Regions from separate parts of the Homo sapiens genome. Here region 2 is linked to region 1. Evidence: read pairs that join two places in POLR2A ChIA-PET (ENCODE). Cell type or tissue: Panc1. All regions are shown on one strand. Links, peaks and the distances in the headings refer to the core of each region. The heading gives the core; the rest is flanking DNA.

Region 1 (8,139 bases), core at 2,338-4,837:
GCTCAGGCAATCTGCCCGCCTCGGCCTCCCAAAGTGCTAGGATTACAGACGTGAGCCACCGCGCCTGGCTGATTTTATACATTTTAGGGAGGCATGAGACATCAGTCAAATACATTTAAGATGTACATTGGTTTGGTTTAGAAAGGTGGGACAACTCGATATGGGGGCTTCCAGGCTATAGGTAAATTTTAAAATGTTCTAGTTGACAATTGGTTGAGTTTGAGGACCTGAGATCAATAGAAAGGAAATGTTTGGGTTAAGATAAAAGACTGGGGAGGCCAAAGTTTTATTGTGCAGAAGAAGTTTATAGCTAGCAGGCTTCAGAGAGAATAGGTTATAAAATGTTTTCTTATGGGACTTAAAAGGGTTCCTGACTGTTGATTATCTCCTGGGTCTGCAAATGGAAGAGGAAAAGGAGGATTCTCTACAGAATGTAGATTTTTCCCACAAGAGTCAAACTTTGCAGGGCAATTTCAAGATATAACAAGGAAATATATTTGGGGTTAAACTATTTTGATTTCTTTCCTTATTTGTTATGTGATGTTATGCTGGAGAAGTATGATGAGGCACGTTTGACCCCTACTCCCCGTCAAGGCCTAAACCAGTCTTTCGGTCTTTCAGGTTAAATTTTAAGAATGTGCTGGCTGAGGAGGAAGTCCATTCAGACGGTTGGGGGCCTTAGAATTTTATTTTTGGTTTACACTTATAATCCCAGCACTTTGGGAGGCAGAGATGGGAGGATCACTTGAGGCCAAGAGTTTAAGACTAGCCTGGGCAAAAAAGGGAGACCCCCATCTGTACCAAAAGCAATTAAAAAATAATAATTAGCTGGGCATAGTAGTGCATGCTTGTAGTCTCAGATACTCAGGAGGCTGAGGCAGGAGGGTCGCTTGAGCCCAGGAGTTGGAGGCTGCAGTGAGTTTTGATTGCACCGCTGCACTCCAGCCTAGGTGACAGAGCACAACTTTGTCTTTTTTTTTTTTTTTTTTTTTTAGACAGAGTCTCACTCTGTCATCCAGGATGGAGCACACTGGCATAATCTTATCTCGGCTCACTGCAGCCTTCACCTCCCAGGCTCAAACAATGCTTCAGCTTCAACCTCCAGAGTAGCTGGGACTACAGGGCAACACCACCACACTTGGCCATTTTTAAATTTTTTGTAGAGACGAGGTCTCAGCCCAGGCTGATGTCGAACGCCTAGGTTCAAGCCATCCTCCTGCCTTGGCCTCCCAAAGTGCTGGGATTACAGGCATAAGCCACCATGCTCAGCTGTTCTTGTCTTTAAAAAAAAAAAAGCCAAGTCCATGACAAGAAGCCAAAATTTATGGAGCACTTACTAGGTGCCGGGTTCTGGGCTGCCTGCTTCAAGAGCGCATTCCATTTAACTTGCACGCTAACCAAGCTAGTATTATTGTCCCCATTTTATAGATGTGAGGCAAAGAGGTTATGATCCCTGGTCACACAGGCTCACACTGGCAGTGACAGACTAAGATTTGGACCCAGGTTACCTGAATATTTCACAACTAGGCTGACCCCAGTGGTCCTTAAACTGGGTTCCTTTGTGCTCCAGTTTCCTCAGAGGTGCCTGAGGAGCTTGTGTGGGGTCAGACCAAGCCTGGAAATCTCTCTCCTTTCCCTTCCCAGCTGGAAATGACCCTGGTGGCCTCCTGACATCCCTTTTCCACACTGGGTTTGGCAGACACTCCTTTTGGAGAGAGTGTTCCTTTCTTCACCAGCCTGGAGCACTCGGGTCACATGATGTTACCCAATGCTCCCTGACAGATCTCCCCCGCTTCCCCGCTGCTTGGGGACCCCAGAAGCTAATCCCCATGGCAGCAGGCACTCTGAGGGATTAGCACCGGGGAAATTAGGCGCCACATCTGCCAGCCCCTGGAGAGCTTGGTAAAGCCTGTGCCTCAGAGCCCAGGAAGCCATTCCTGTCCTCTGGAACACAGGGGACTCCCAGAGGCACTGTCAGCCAAACTGGGGCCCTAACTGCCCTGTTCTTGCTGGTACCTTCTGGAGAGGGTAAGTTGTGGCCAAGAGCCTGAGGGCCTGACCAGATTGTTCTCTGCAGGCTGGGGGTGGGGAAGAGGAGCTGGAATTCAATGCGGGGCACACAGGGTAACCAATGGTCCCATTTGCCTAGGACTGAGGGGTTTCTGGGAATGCAGGACTTTCAGTGCTAAAATCAAGACAGTCCTGGACAAACTGGGATGCCGGGTCACCTGGCAGGGGTTTCTGAGCTTGCTGTTTCTCTCACCTGGGAGGGGGAGCCATGGGAAGAGGAGGGCTGCTTTGATCCCCCGCATCCTCGTCTACCCTCCTTGTTTTCTAGCTTTTCTCTGTCCCCCTCCTCTTTTTCCAGCCCCTCAGGACCTCTTTTTGCCTTCACTCCTCTGACTCAGTTTCCTGCTTACGGGATCTCCTGTGGTGTAGACCTGAATCCTCAAAGAGCCAGAATCTTCCATGCCTTGGAGAGAATGAAGACCCAGGTGAGGCACAGCCTCAAGAAGCTGTCACCATGTGTCAGCTTCTGACACATGTCTGACCATGCCACCGTCCTTCTGGCTTCAAATATTGGGCTAAATCCCCCCCACGTTACCTTCATCATCATCATCATCATCATCATCATCATCATCATCATCATCATCATCATCTCTAGAGCTTGCACCTGCAGGCCAGGAACAGTTTCAAATGTTTTACATAAACTCACTGAATTATCAAAACAAACCAGAAACTAACTCCTCTTCCTTTTTACATCCCCAGAGGCCTCTGCCTGGAGTGACCCAAGCTCATTCCTAACTACCTGTTCAATGACTCTCTCCTCCTCCTCCCTCCCCCTAGGCTGAGCTCATCTGTATCTGTGAGCCCTGAAGCCCTTTATTACACCTCTAGCTACCAACTGGTGAACAGCTCTCTATGGGCTTTGCATGCACTATCTTATTTATTCTCAACTAAACCCTATAAGATGTAGGAACAATTGTTATCTGCATTATGCAGATGAGAAATCTGAGACTCAAAAGGGTGAGGTCATTTGTCCAGAACTAGTAACGGCAGAGCCAGAGTCAAGTCCTACTTCCCTGGCCCCAGGCCCTTGTGTCTGATTATGCCACTGTCCTTCTGGCTCCTTGGGGGCAGATGTGGCCCAGAGCACAGCAAGCCCTCGGGGATTGTTTTCTGAATGAATAACTGGACAAAGAGTAGTTGTCCCAGAGTGGGCCGTGAGCATGAGGAAGGAGGTGAGGGTGATTGGGGCACAGAACACCTGAGAAGGAGCAGGGGTTGGGGGGTGGTGGAGCCGTGTTATAGGTGGGGTTTGGGAGAGCCTGGTTCTTCCTGGGCCCTCCCCTACTGCCAGCAATTTCCAGCTGGGAAGGGAAAGGAAAGAGATTTCTAGTGGCTACTGCAAGTCAAACTGTGAGCAGCTGGCAAGCAGCTTAGAGATTAAATACTGACCCATCTTCGGGTCTGCTGGAATAAATCCTGAGATTGGAGACAGACGAGATGAGGCTAGGCCCCAGAGGAGGGCTACAAATTGGGGGTGTAGAGATCCCAGCTGCATTTTGAGGAGGAGGGGGGTGGTGCATCTTACAGAGCTTGAATCTCAGCTCTGCCATTCACTGCCCATGGACTCAGCAAGTCAATTAATGCCTCTGAATTTTATTCTTCACCTAAAAATAAGCTAAGGATCTGCTGGTTACACCTTAGGTGCCAGTTAGGGGATAGCAGGCTGCCTTCCCACCAAGGGGTCCTCACTGCCCCTGCAGCTCTGTGTTCATGCCAGGAGGGGAGTATCTTCCATATGATCCAGTGGCAATATCTGAGAGCCTTCCATTCACTCCTTTGTATCTGGGGTTACTCCTCCAACAGGTAGAGAATCCCAATGCTTTTGGGATCTTTAATTGCTTTATTTTATAACAATTGAGGTATCATTTACATGAAATAAAATCTGTGCAGTTCTAAGAGTTGTTTTTTTTTTTTTTTTTTGAGACAGGGTCTTGCGCTGTTGCCCAGGCTGGAGTGCAGTGGCATGATCATAGCTCACTACGGCCTCTAATTCCTGGGCTCAAGCAATCCTCACACCTCAGCCTTCCAAGTAGCTGGGACTACAGGTGCATGCCAGCATGCCTGGCAATTTTTTTCTATTTTTTTGTACAGGCAGAGTCTTGCTATGTTGCCCAGCCTGGTCTTGAACTCCTGGACTCAAGTGATCCTCCTGCCTCGGCCTCCCAGAGTTCTATGACTTTCAACAAATGTATAAAATCCCATAACCACCACCACGATAAACATATAGCACAGTTCCATGACCTCCCCAAAGTCCCTTCTGCTCTTTTGTAGTCTACCTCATCCCTACCTCCAGACAACCATTGAGTTGTTTTCTGTTCCTATCATTTTGCTTTTTCCAGAATGTTCTATGAGTTGTATTCTATAGTCTGTAACCATTTAGTCTGGCTTATTTCACTTAGCATCATGCTTTGAGGTTCATCCACATTATTGCATGTATCAGTAGCTCGTTCCTTTACATTGCTGAGTAGTATTCCCTTGTACAGACGTACTATAGTTTGTCTATTTACTCACCAATTGAGGAGCATTTGGGTTGTTTCCAGTCTTTGAATATTATGACCAAAGATGATTTCAGTGAGAACCCTAGATTCTACAGCTGAAAGACACTTTTGAAATCACACAAGATTTCCAGATGTAAAAGTAAACTCTTTACAAGTAGCCAACCCTCTTCAACACCTGGAGAAGTAGAGGCTCAGAGAGGGGAAGAGACTTGTCCAGAGTTACAACTGACTCAGGAGTGGAGTTAAGATTTGAACCCAAGTCTTTCAACTTGCAGAACCATGTAAAGTTCAAAAGAATTTCCTGAGAACCTGCTAGTGCCAGGTGGGGTACTAGGTGTCCAAGGCATAAGAGCCAGGAGGGAATTCTCTGCTGGTGCTGGAGAGAATCCTTACCTTGTAGGGACCCAGACAAAGAAGCCAGTAGTAGCCAGTTACCATGAGCGGCTCTGCCTGGGGAAGAATGAGAAGGCTTCACAGATGCCTATGGGTGTTAAGGGAAGAACACAGTTTTTCTGATGGAAAAGGATAAAAGGAAACCACAGCCCCAAGGAATGGCAGGTGCAAAAGTACAGAGAGGGGCAATGATGCGGGAGGTGGGGGCATAAAGACACAGGGGGCAGGGGAGGGGCAGGGAATGGGCTGGCGGAGTTCGCTGGAGTCGGATCATAGAAAGTCTCTCTTGCCAGATTGTTTCCTGTAGAACAGCGTCTGGCACACTGTGCTCAACATGTGAGAGATCTTTGTTGTGGAAGAGAGTGCAGGGTTGGACAGGGAGGGATGGAACATAAACTCAGCAAGACTCTCCTGGAACAGAGCCCAGAAGGCAGATGTCAGTATGTACAGACTGTTGATATACTTCAGAGTTGGCATATGAGTCAGTGGGGGACAGGTTGGTGTATTTAATAAATAGTGCTGGACTATTGATTATCCAAATGGAAAAATAAAATTGGATCCCTACTTTATTCTATAACCAAAAATTCTTTTGTGTGTAAAAGTACAAAAACCTCTATTTCTGACCTCTGTGAAAAGAAAGATTTCTTAAGCACACACACGCACCATATACACAATGCAAACCAAAAAGACAATACTGATAAATTTGGCAACAACCAAAATCAAAACCAAAAGCCCTCCTATTCAAAAATACTGTAATAGTTGGCCAGGCACAGTGATTCATGCCTGTAATCCCAGCACTTTCAGAAGTCAAGGTGGGAGGATTGCTTGAGCCCAGGAGTTTGAGACCAGCCTGAGCAACATAGTGAGACCCTGTCTCTACAAAAAATGCAAAAACTGATCACATCACTGCGCTCCAGCCTGGGTGACAGAGTGAGACTGTCTCAAAACAATCCCCAAATACCGTAATAGCTAACAGGGCTTACAATGTGTCAGACAATGTTATTTTTATACATCAACTCATCTAATCCTTACAAATTTATGAGTTAGGCACTATTATCGTCCCCATTTTACAGGTGAGGAAACAGAAGCACAGGGAGGTTAAGTGATTTTCTTAAGGTCACGCAGTGGTAAGTGGCTGAGCTAAGATTGCAAATCAGGCAATCTGGCCATGGATTCACCACTACACTATTCTGTCTCTCCACAAAAGTTATCAACACAGAGTGAAAATCAAGCCACAAACAAGAGTATATGAAGAACTCTAATAAGTAAAGAAAAGAGAATAGAAAAAGACCAGGCAAGGGAGAACAGTCCAACTGCAGAAAATCAAACCCAAATACATACAATAAATACATGAAAAGGTATTCAACATTATTAGTCACCAAGAAGATGCAGATTAGAAATATTAATAGCAATGAGAATCAAAGGTGGGACGAGCATAAATTGGAATGACAACTTTAGAGAGGAACAGAATAGTATGTGGCTAAGTTGAAGATGGCTGTACCTTGCTACCCAGAAATTTCACTTCTAGCACAGGATTCCCAACTGGACTGTGAAATAGTCACGTTTTTAAGGTAGTCTGGCCCCGGGCTCTAACTACTACACTACCCAGTATGTTTATACAACAACACACTCCACAGAAGTCAAAATGAATAACCCAGAATTGTAGTTAGCTAACTGAATAAAAAGCAAGTTGCAGGAGGATTATACAGTATGAAATCATTTATTTACGTTCAAAAAAAACAATACTACATGCTGTTTATGGAAACATAAACACATAGTAAAAGAATAAACACGTGCATAATTATGATAAACACCAAGATCAAGCATGGGTGTTACATTTGGGGAGAGCAGGAAGGGACTGAGATCCATGAAAGGTACACAGAGGACTTCAACTCCACCTAGGATGTTTTATTTTCATCCAGTCAGGCATTTAACAAATATTTATTAGGGTCTGCTATGTTCCAGGAACTGCTTTGGGTACTGGGAATACCTCAGTAAACAAAACAAACAACAATCCTTATGGGATGGGGAAACTGAACAGACAAAGTAAATAAGCAAGGACATAGCATATTTGAAAAATGTAAATATATGAGAAAATATGATAAAATGTTGAGATTCAACAAAGTCGAGTGTTGAGTGCCCAAGGATTCATTACATTATAAGTCTGTCTGTCTGTCTCTCTCTCTCTCTCTCTATATATATATGTATGGAACCATTATATATATGTGTATATGTGTGTGTATATCTATGTATGTGTGTGTGTGTGTGTGTATATATATGGAGAGAGAGAGAGAAACAGGGTCTTGCTCTGTCATCCAGGCTGGCATGTAGTGGTGCAATCATGGCTCACTGCAGCCTCGACGACCTCCCAGGTTCAAGCAATCCTCCCACCTCAGACTCCCGAGTAGCTGGGACCACAGGTATATACCACCACACCTGGCTAATTTTTATTTTTATATTTATTTATTTTGAGACAGGGTCTCACTCTGTCATCTAGGCTGGAGTGCAGTGGTGTGATCTTGGCTCACAGCAACCTCCACCTCCCAGGCTCAAGTGATTTTCCCACCTCAGCCTCTTGAGTAGCTGGGATTACAGGCACACACCACTATACCTGGCTAATTTTTGTATTTTTTGTAGAGGCGAAGATTTGCCATGTTGCCCAGGCTGGTTTTGAACTCCTGGGCTCAAGTGATCCACCCGCCTTGGCCTCTCAAAGTGCTAGGATTACAGGTGTGAGCCACTTCACCCAGCCAATGTTTAATTTTTTTGTAGAGAAAGGGTCTTACTATGTTGCCCAGGCTGGCCTCAAACTCCTGGGCTCAAGTGATCCTCCCATCTTGGCCTCCCAAAGTGCTAGGATAATAGGAGTGAGCCACTGGGCCCAGTGTATTTTTTTCAGTAAGCTTGAAATATTTTCTAATTGTAACAGGCCAGGAGGGCTTGATGACTGGCTGGAGGTAGGGATTGAAGGAGATAGAGGGGCCCAGGCAGACCCTGAAGCATGACTAAGTGGAGGCAGGTGCCATGAGGTGATGTTGAAAATAAGAGAGAAGGAGGAGGGGGTGAAACAAGTGAGTTTTCTGTTTTGGATGTTGAGTTCCAGGTGCTTGAGGACTTCCAGGTGGAAATGCTCGGAAGGCAGTTGAAATGGGAGTCTGAAGTAGAGGGGAGAGAGCTG
Region 2 (2,500 bases), core at 1-2,500, 190 kb before region 1:
TATTACGTTATTAAAAACTTTATGATTGAAGTATATAATACATATACAGAAAAATGCATGTAAAAGTGGAATTTGATGTTTTTTTCCCACAAACTGAATATACCCATGTAAGCAGCACCTAGATCTAGATCAAGAAACAGCGTTACCAGTACCTAGAAGCCCCTATCCAGTTCCCTTTCAGTTCCTGTCTCCCCTCTACCACCCAGGGTAATCACCATCCTGACTTCTGACAGCATAGATTATTTTGCTCTTTTTTTGTACTTTTGTAAAAATTGAATCATATAGTATATATTGTTTGTGGTCTGGCTCCTTTTATTTAACACTAATGTGACCGTGCAAAAATTTTTAGTGGTTTTTAGATTTGGAATAAAATTCAAATTTCAGCTTTTTTTTTTTTTTTTTTTTTTTTTTGAGACAGTCTCGTTCTGTCGCCCAGGCTGGAGTGCAGTGGCGCGATCTCAGCTCACTGCAACCTCCACCTCCTGGGTTCAAGCCGTTCTCCGCCTCAGCCTCCCAAGTAGCTGGGATTAAAGGTGCCTACCACCACGCCTGGCTAATTTTCGTGTTTTTAGTAGAGACGGAGTTTCACCATGTTATGTTGGCCAGGCTGGCCATGAACTCCTGACCTCTTGATCCACTCACCTCAGCCTCCCAAGGTGCTGGGATTACAGGCGTGAGCCACTGTGCCTGGCCATTTCAGTTCTTTATTTTGACCTATAATGCCCTGTATAGCCCGTCTCCTGGCTACTTTTCGGGTAGGCAATTGGCATTTTATGCCAATCTCATTGCCCATTATGCCTCTGTTACGCTAACTTCTTATTTTTATTCTTATTTTATTTAATTTTTAGAGATGGGGTCTTACAATATTGCTCAGGCTGGTCTCAAACTCCTGGCCTCAAGCTGTCCTTTGGCCTCCAGAGTAGCTGAGATTACAGGCATGAGCCACTGGCCTTATTTATTTTTAAACTCAGTGAGCTGTTTCCTACCTCAGGGCCTTTGTATGCATGGCTCTGTCTTCCTCGAACACTTCTTTTCCCTGCTCTTTGCATGGCTGCCTTCATGCCTGAGCTTATGTATAAATATCAGGGATACTTTTTCTCATCATCGTGTCTTGCTAGTCCTTTCCCATTATTCCCTATTACTGGCTTCTGTTGCCTCCTTTCATAGCACCTATTGCAATTTATGATTATATATCTGCGTGCATGATTATTATGTCTTCCCTGCTAGATTCCATGAAAGCAGAGAACTCATCTGTTTTGTTCTCCAGTGTATCTCTAGTGCCTAACACAGTGACTGACATAGAGTAGGTATTTAATAAATATTTAATGGCCATATTCCCAATTCAGCACCTTTGGTCCCATTATCTTTTGTCCTTTCCTCTTATGCTGTTTAACTATTTAAATCTTTTCCACCCCTCAAGACTGAGCTCAGTTCTCCCTCTTTGAAGTCTATCATGGTTTTGCAACAGTTAATCTTTCTTCTCTAAAATTTTATAGCATTTATTGCCAGTACCACCTTGTGTTCATGGAAAATCACACTATCACATATCTTATTTTACCTAGTTGTATCAAAAGCTTCTTATTTTCTCAGAAATCTTGTAGCTTGTTATGCCAGTACCCCTCATATTTTTGGTTAACTTGACCAGCTTCTATTAATATCTTAATTAGCTAATTTGACTGGAAGCTTCTCGATCAGAAGCTGTTTTAGCTAATGCCCTCCTCAGTTATTTTCACTGGCACATAGTAGGTCTTTAGTAGAGTTTTTGATGACCAATGATATTTATGTATAGGTAGCAATTTTAATTTCTTAAGCTTATTAACTTGGATTCTTTTTATTAGAATCCTGCTTAGTATTTTCTCTAATCTAAAGGCCGGGAGTGCACCAACTGCTTCCGGCGATATAGAGACTATTAGGGTGTGAAAGTACAGGAGTCCAGTCCTAATGCCACAAAGCAGATTCTCCTTTGGAACTTGTCACTGGTGTAGAATTAACTATGCAGAGTTCCTTCTTAGAAAAAATGCTTTATCAGTGCTTGTTTAATGTTCTCAGATTGGAATTACTAACAGAAACAAGACACTAGGTAGTACTTTATTTGAATTTTCTGTTGACTAACATTTTATTTTGATGTCAACAAAGCAAATCTTGAGCCAATTAAATCTGCTTAAAGCTGCTTTGTCTGATGGGTAAGCTCTCTCAGTAGTTACTCTTCCTCTTGTGTTAAAGGCAGAAGAATGTTCTATAAGCCAATTTAAATGCAAATTTAAATTAGTAGCAACTTAGTTGATTTAACTCAGTACATATTTCAAATTAAGTGGTAAATTTAAATTAGTTTTTAGGAGGTACCTACTGTGTATTTTAAATCAGTGATTATTTTGGCTTTTCTGATGAAACTACATCAGAATATTACAGGGTAATGTAGTAATTGGTTTGTTTTTGTTTTTGTTTTTTGAGACGGAATTTTACCCTTGTTGCCCATGCTGGAGTGCAGTGGCGTGATCTT

What was found. ChIA-PET counts read pairs that join two places held together with the same protein. Peaks named below come from ENCODE experiments on the same cell type or tissue, not always from the same donor. Only the 100,000 strongest peaks of a DNase experiment are listed, where the experiment ranks them.
Region 2: POLR2A ChIA-PET joins it to region 1 with 10 read pairs; 4 of 35 experiments call an interaction of 5 or more read pairs at or near these places.

What each region holds. Positions count from the first base shown.
Region 1 is chr1:22,966,661-22,974,799 of GRCh38, reverse strand. It overlaps LACTBL1 (lactamase beta like 1), which reads left to right and starts at 1,934. Exons shown (of 8, transcript NM_001289974.2): 1 at 1,934-2,028; 2 at 2,369-2,495. The coding sequence starts at 2,484. In Panc1, for the core only: no CTCF peak of the experiment used is centred there; no DNase peak of the experiment used is centred there; H3K27me3 peaks cover 463 bases.
Region 2 is chr1:23,159,935-23,162,434 of GRCh38, reverse strand. The region is part of intron 1 of LUZP1 (leucine zipper protein 1); the gene reads left to right. Among named protein-coding and RNA genes, the nearest start is that of LUZP1, 7.7 kb to the left of the region's middle. In Panc1, for the core only: no CTCF peak of the experiment used is centred there; no DNase peak of the experiment used is centred there; H3K27ac peaks cover 316 bases.